3 separate regions of the Mus musculus genome follow, and regions 2 and 3 are each linked to region 1. Evidence: chromatin loops called from intact Hi-C (ENCODE). Cell type or tissue: left cerebral cortex. All regions are shown on one strand.

What was found. A loop is a pair of places that touch in the nucleus more often than their neighbours do. Peaks named below come from ENCODE experiments on the same cell type or tissue, not always from the same donor. Only the 100,000 strongest peaks of a DNase experiment are listed, where the experiment ranks them.
Region 2: it touches region 1 in a loop (2.6-fold over the local background); 2 of 42 quality-filtered maps call a loop at or near these places.
Region 3: a loop joins it to region 1, with 2.6 times the contacts of the local background. A loop is called at or near these places in 2 of 42 quality-filtered maps.

The regions. Positions count from the first base shown.
Region 1 is chr1:152,953,535-152,956,034 of GRCm38, reverse strand. Nmnat2 (nicotinamide nucleotide adenylyltransferase 2) reads right to left here and starts at 934. Exons shown (of 11, transcript NM_175460.3): 1 at 842-934. The coding sequence starts at 926. In left cerebral cortex, no CTCF peak of the experiment used is centred here; DNase peaks (open chromatin) are centred at 122 and 1,053; H3K4me3 peaks cover 1,470 bases; H3K27ac peaks cover 1,402 bases.
Region 2 is chr1:153,034,267-153,036,766 of GRCm38, reverse strand. All of the region lies in intron 1 of Nmnat2 (nicotinamide nucleotide adenylyltransferase 2), which reads right to left. Among named protein-coding and RNA genes, the nearest start is that of Nmnat2, 80 kb to the right of the region's middle. In left cerebral cortex, a CTCF peak has its summit at 1,108; DNase peaks (open chromatin) are centred at 750 and 1,079.
Region 3 is chr1:153,089,296-153,091,795 of GRCm38, reverse strand. Nmnat2 (nicotinamide nucleotide adenylyltransferase 2) reads right to left here. Exons shown (of 11, transcript NM_175460.3): 7 at 1,255-1,299. Among named protein-coding and RNA genes, the nearest start is that of Lamc2, 96 kb to the left of the region's middle. In left cerebral cortex, a CTCF peak has its summit at 1,498; no DNase peak of the experiment used is centred here.

The DNA of each region.
Region 1 (2,500 bases):
AACTCGTGAAGACACGTCCCTACCCCACACACGAGCTCTCACGCACATTCAAATATCCATCTTCACACTCACACCGCAAGGATGCCGGTTGTCATCGCCGCCTTGGGCAGAACCTTGGCCAACTTGGGCCGGGATCCATCTCGCCGGCTCGTGGACCACCTCCCGAAGCAGTCGCCCCGCCCCCTCCCCTTTCCAAGGCAGCCGGAGCCAAACCTCGGCGGGGCAGTGGTACCCTTCCCTCTCCATTAGCCAACATCCACCGCTCTGGGCCACCAAAGCTACAATCTCCAAACATTGTCCGTTGAGCCTCCTGGAACCGCCAGCCAAGCCCAGTATTAGTCTCCTTGAAGCCCCAGTCCCTGCCACTGGTGTGTCGTGTGCGAGTGTTTGTGTCTCCGAGGCACATTTAACTCCTTCGAGCTTTCTGCCCATCCTAAACAAACAGCACGTTATCTTCAGCCCTTCTCCTTCCTTCTTCGCACCCCAACCTCTGCCCCTATCCCCACCCTTGCCCGCCAAGTACTCAAACCACCGCACTCCAGGGCTCTAACCAGGCGCCCCCACCCCACCCCAGAGGACACTCACCCCCCAGCCCCGCACCTCCCCCATCCCTGGCCCTCGGCGAGGCGATCTGGCCCCACGCTAGAGAAGCCTGGAAAAAACGCAGTTTGCGTCGGCTCGTGCTAGCGGGGATAGTTGGGGCTGACCTGGCACCAGCCTGATCAGCCGGCGCACCCCTCCGGAGGGGCGCACGCCTTCCTGCTCAATCGCCTTGGAAAGCCCTGATATTGGCGAGAGTAGAGCAGCGGAAGCAGCCTCCGGGGTGGGCGGGAGGACTCACCGAACATCTGAATGTGCCCTTTAGTGATGGGATTGAAGCTGCCGCAGGCCAGCAGGATAACGTGGGTCTTTGTGGTCTCGGTCATGATGGGATGAGGTCTCTCGCACTGATCCAGGGGTTGCCTCTTTTTGTGTCTCGATATGTCTGCAGACGGAGAAAGGAAGGCGAGGCTCCGGCGGTGGATGCTGTGGACTCCAAGGAGCCGCTCTAGACGCAAACCGCGTCACTCCCCGCCTCCCTTTAACGCTTGCCACTCCGGCTCGATCCAAGGCTGCTTTTGTATTGCTCTCCCTTTGGCTCTGCTTAGTCCTACTTCCTCTCTAGCTTCTTTTGCGTCACTGGTCTTGGTTCCTGACCCTATTGTTTCTACCCTCTCCACCCCACCTCACTGCATCTTACTTTATCTACAAGGAAAGGAGTGGTACCCTGGCATCCTTACAGCGTGGTTGCTGGCTATGTTCTCTCTGTGTCAAATTTCGTTTTCCTGACTCACTTTTTCTCTCCCTGTCTACATTCCCTAACATATCCGACTTCAAAAATGTTTGATTTTATGAATTTTCTTTTTCATGAGCTTTAATATTTAAAGTGACAAATGATAGGTTTTCTTTTCAATAGTGTTCATTTCGGATTTTTTGTTTTGTTTTGTTCTCCTCCCTTATTTAGTGATTCTAAACTATTGACTGGAATCCAAATCTTGACCTGTGGCTACTAAGAAAGCCCTTCTGCTAATGTTGGTCCTTTGTGTGGGTTGAATTATGGGTTTGGGCAGATATGAATGGGAAATTAGTAAGGCTAAGTATTACGAAATTCCTACATCAGCTGTCCAAGTTGAGTCAGTCACCACTCTATGCTTACTTCTTGATGCTCACTCTCTATTGGATGCTGCTGTGGACCCCGAATGATAACTGAATTAACTCACTGTCTGACAGAGCAGATTGGACGGAGTCTGAGAAAGCCTCTCTGGCTTAGACGACATTTAAGGCAGGCCTATTTAGACAAGAAGTTGTTGGTACAGAGACCCGGAGACAGGCTTCCAGTGCTTGTGAACATGAAAGGAGGGCCATATAACCAAAAGTCCTGGACAGGTGGGCAAACAGTAGTAGAGAAATGTGCACCCAGTCATCATATGGGTTTAGGATAATGGACAGGAAGTTCTTATGAGTCACTGACTTACAGTGGAATAACAAAAGGAGGCCATTGAAATCGTTAGACAGAGAGTACCATGTAATTGACATTTTTATGAGATCTCTGAGTGTTGGGAGGAAAAGAACCAAGAGGAAAATAAGAATTAGGAGAAAGTTGGCAGCCTTGGGCAGGTGGTCCTGTCCTGGGACTGCTGGGTATAGAGAGTCAGCAGCAGGGAGATGAGGCAGGGCAGGATAGATACCATAGATTTTGTAGCTTTTAGTCTTTGCGGATGGATGGGATATAGAGACGTTTGGGGAAACGCCTTAAAATTTGAGTTTAGTAAATGAATGGGCTAAGACTCTGAAAAATGAATAGGGGGAAAGGAAAGGTTTGAAGACCGGACAACTGTTCTCTTTGGATGCATTACAGAACCAGTAATTAGATTCCTGATTCAGAAGCACAAGTATTGCCTTCTTGGACGAACAGTTCCTTGCAAGAGTCAGCTCTCTCCTTCTGCATTGTGGGAACTGG
Region 2 (2,500 bases), 81 kb before region 1:
GTCATGGTGTCTGCTCACAGCAGTAAACCCTGACTCTGACACTCAAGGTGTGTTGAAGAGTGTTTTGTCATCCTGGAACGTCAGTAGATGGTAGGCCACGGTACAAAAGGCAGACAATGTAATGAAGAAGGGAGGGGTGGGAGCTGGTTTGAGGCTTGGGCTATACTCCAGAACCCCTTCCCACTGTAGTCTCGCCCCAGGAACCTTCCATATTCCTTCTTCCTCAGCTTGGCTTCAGCTAGTGGACCCATGAGAACATGGTAGCTGGCAGTACGGCTGGCAACATACCACTGGACAGTTACACCCTGCTCCCACTGCAGGGTCTGGTAGGAGAAGCTGGGGACTCCTGCAGCAGGAAGTCCCAGTCAAAGTGCTAAGTGCAGTACGGAGCTGCATTCCAAAGGCAACAGGATGGACACTCTTAAAGCAACTGAGGCATTTCTTACTAACCCGAGAGCATGCACCCCCTTTTCTCAAACTGCATCTTTAAGGGTTAACTCAAATAGGGTCTATAAAGAAGTCTGTTCCAGTCAACAGTTCCTCCCCTTTCACCTGCTCTCAGACGGAGCCCAAGAATGGTTTCCCCTCCTTCAGGGCTCAGAACTCCCAAGCCCCGCCTAATGTCTTCAGTGCTTCATGCAACCTCTCCCTGTCGTTTCTTTCTCTCCTTCCACTCCTCTGGGTTTATTCAAGGTCCAGGCTAAATTTCCAGGCTCCATCTCTACTGGGATCCCCTTGCCTACACAGCCCTTGCAGGAAAAGCACAGAGGCGTGCAAGACTGAGGGTCCTGAGGGTGGGCTGGGTGCAGTTTCAGAGATACTGAAACTGGAGAGAGGGCAGCCATCAATCTCAGCTGCCAACATAAAACATGCATGAGAGCTGGGGCAGGGGGGTTGGAGAGGACGCTAAAGACGATTTTTCAGCACACAGCTGGGGTTTGAGAAGGAGGAGGAGGGGGGGGGATGGTAGAGAGGCTTGAAGGGGAAGAGAAGCTGGAGGGGGAGGAGCTGGCAGTGCCCCAAGAAGAAGCTAGATGAAAGAAAGACTAGGAGATAGATACCAGGAGCTGCTGAGTGGCAGAGGCAGGCAGAGACTGGTTTGGCCTCTAGGGGCATCCAAGAGCATCAGAGAACCTGGAATGTAAAAGCCTTTTTCTCCCTGTGAAAAGCCCCAAGATTTTCTTTGTTAACTACCTTGCTTCCAGGCTCTCTATCAGTGGACTGTGCCAGGCTCCCTCGGGGCCTTTGGTCAGCAGCACACACCACTGTGTGCCATCACTACCTCTACAGATCAAACCTGCATCCTTAGGTACCAACCGGTTCTGCCAAAGCCGCCTGTGTGCTTTTATTTATTCTACCACAAAAAGCAGTGGTCCTTTTCTATTTTAAGAAACTTTATTTTAATTTGATCTGACTTAAGTGTGTGGATAGATGCGTTTTGGGTGGGGGGTGGCATACATGATGTGTGTGAAGGTGTGCACATATGTACCATGGCATCTATGTGGAGGTCATAGGACAACCTGCAGGGAGTAAGCTCTCAGCTTCTGACGTGTGAGGGGCAGGGTCTCTATTGTTTCTTTATGTCCTCCTGTCTAGCAAGCCCAGGAATTTTCTGGGAAGTCTCCTGTCTCTGCCTTCTACTCCCTATAGAAACACTAGGATTATAGATGTGTACTACATGCAGAAAGAAGGAGAGACATAAAAAGGAGGCCATGACTGCTCCTAAAGTATGGAGGACGTTTATTATAGATACGTGGGATACCCTAAGAGGAATAGATGTCTGGAAGAGTCTAGCCTGGACCTTGCTGGCAGACTGAGCCTGTGGCCAAAAGAGTAGGTGGAGGGAGGAAAGCCTGGAGCAGCAGCCATGGGGCAAAAGGGCCAAAAAGAATCAGTTTAGCCAAAATGGCTTAGTAATATAGGGGAGAGTAGGTGGGGGAAGGGCAGCCCAGCTCGGTCCCTGGGCTGGAGAGGTGTATGCCAGCCATACCCTGTAACAGGTAGGTACCGAGGGATGCTGGTAGAACCTGGCAGCCAGTGTCAGCATTGATAGGTTCATAAGCACCTTATTAGCCATTCGTCCCAGGTTTGAGACGTCCCAGGTTTTTTTTTTTTTTTAAAGATTTATTTATTATTATATCTCAGTACACTGTAGCTGTCTTCAGACACACGAGAAGAGGGCGTCAGATCTCATTACGGATGGTTGTGAACCACCATGTGGTTGCTGGGATTTGAACTCAGGACCTTCTGAAGAGCAGTCAGTGCTCTTAACTGTGCAGCTAGGTTTTTATAAGGGTTCTGGGGATCCAAACTCAACTCCAGGCTTCTGCAGCAAGCACTTTCATGAAGGAAACCATCTCCCTGACCCACTTTCTAGAATGTGTGTCCAGGGTTCAAACTCTCAAAGTGGAACCTGCTTCTTTCCTTGGTCGCTGATCTCACTAGTACGGAACTTTTTTTCTTTTTTAATTGACAGTCTTATCTTATCTAACTGTCTTTT
Region 3 (2,500 bases), 140 kb before region 1:
GCTCTGCTGGACTGAGACAGGCAGCAGGGTGACAGTTCCTACAGGGGACTGCAGGGATGCAGAGCTTAGAGCTTAGAGCTTAGAGCTTTGAACTCAGCGCTGGCTGCTTTGCCTTTGGATCCTCTGGGCTTACAGAACTTGCTTGCTTTGTGGCGATTGGCCAGAAAGCCAGGTGCCCACTCTCCTGGAGACTTCAGAGCTGACAAGCTGATGTGTAAAGGATGTTAAAGTCTAAAAGGTAAATAAGAGGTGAGGCTCTTGAGTTGCTTTGGTTCAACGAAGTCTAACTGTGTGCTAACTGCACTCCATTCTCACTAATGCCTCTGCCAATTAGTAACCAGTTGTCAACATTTTACAAATAGTTCTAGGAAAGCAACAGGAATAGCCCAGGCACGACTACATCTCAAAACGTTATCACATCTGCTGGTTATCATGGTACTTAGACACACCAGCCATCTTAAGATCACAGCAGGAGCCCAAACCCGAGTGCTCCCTCAGAAGAGTATCCACAAGGTATCTGACACATCTTTAGAAGTTAAATCCGATCTGGTTGGATACCAAATTGCCTCTCCTTCTAGACATCCACCAACTTGACCCTCCTCATCATCTTCGGCCTCCAACTCCACTCCTGCCTGCCTCCGCCATGCCTTTCCAGCTGCAGGCACTTGGGTTTCCCACCTGCCTTTCACTCTGGAACCCTGGGAAGGCTTCATCTTGCTGATTTGTTGATTTACCCAGCTGTCAGCTCCTTCTCTCCCACTGCCCCCAACAGATGTTTGTAATCAGCTTCTACCTACTCTGGGCACCAGGGTCTCACACAGACAGTGGGATAGATACCTTAGCTTCAGCCAAGGCTGCAGGCAAGCCACATGGTGGCTTTCAGCCAACCCTGGCCTCCTTCTCTTCCTTAAAGCATTGAAAAACCTGAAGCGGCCTTGTTTGTCTGCAGTATCAGTAGGCAAAACCAACGGTCTCTCTCACTGATGCTCGACTTTCATTCTTTTAGATGAGGGAGGGGAGGCTGTGAAGGGAAGATTGATGGCTGATCTACTACTGGGGAGTGAGTCTAATGGGGAGATGTTCGATAGGCTCTAGGTAAGATTATGATCTTACACTCCAGAAGGAACATTCTGACCGTAGACCTGGCTGTAAACCCACTCCAGGTCTCAAGCCTCCACCCTTCCTGAACTTGCTGCTCCCAGGTGACTGGAGGCAAGAGGCTCCAAAAGTCCCCACTGTCAGAGTTCAACTCACCGATCTCCTCATACCGCATCACTGTGCCCAGGTTGGCGTTCTCATCTGTGGGGATAAACGGGAAGAGGACAGATGAACAGGAGAGAGAGGGAGAGGGAGAGGGAGAGGGAGAGGGAGAGGGAGAGGGAGAGGGAGAGGGAGAGAGAGAGGGAGAGAGAAGAGCATTAGGGAGCTGAGAGCCTCCTCAGTGATAGAGGCTGGGGTAAGATGAGGAAAGATGTATCAACTGACAGGAAGCATCCTCGCCCCCAGCTGGGCAGACCCTTGTATTTCTGGGATTTTCATAATTAGACCATCTCAAGGGGAAACCAGTGACAGACACAGTCACGTTGAGTGCTTTCTATATCTGTACCCCAGGAAGGCTGCCCTCAAGAACTGTACCCTCAGAACCTGGGACACAGAATTTGGGGTCACAGGAGGTGGCCTCCTCCCACTCCAGTTGCTTCCTGATTTAAAGAACCAGCAAATTTGGCATGCTGAGTCATTTCCTTGGTGGGATGTCACAAAATATGGAAGGATCATGCCTCTGGCATCTTGTTCCTGGTGTGTACTGTCTGCATGGAGGTGCCCAAGGTACACACGTGTGCACACACAAATCTATAGGTGAGCCGCCTTGTCCCTGCCTCTGCCTCCTCAGCTGTCTCTTAGTTTCCTCTCAATATGCCCCAAACTGGAACCTCCAAAATGGCAGAAGGCAGCCGGAGTTAGAAGGGGAAAGTTCTCACCCAAGCTGAGTCTTTGAGGAGCACCAAAAAGATAGTGGGAGCCCAGGGATGGCTCCTGTGTGTCCACTGGAGGGACAGGCACTGCCTGAGCAGATCTGTAGGATCCAGGACTCTTGGGGACACCCAGGGTGTTTTAGACACATTTTATGGAGCACGGGGTGAGGGATGAGCACAGGCTGGAGGAGGGAGAGGAGCACAAAAGGCCTTTGGGGATCACCACACCCTGTTGCTCCGTCAGCTCTCCACACTGTAGGCCTGGCATTCCTGCTTGTCTCTGGTCTCTTTCTTTTTTTTTTTTTTTTTTTTTAAATATTTATTTATTTATTATATGTAAGTACACTGTAGTTGTCTTCAGATACACCAGAAGAGGGAATCAGATCTCATTACGGGTGGTTGTGAGCCACCATGTGGTTGCTGGGATTTGAACTTCGGACCTTTGGAAGAGCAGTCGGGTGCTCTTACCCACTGAGCCATCTCACCAGCCCAATCTCTGGTCTCTTTCAACTGCTGCTCTACAAATG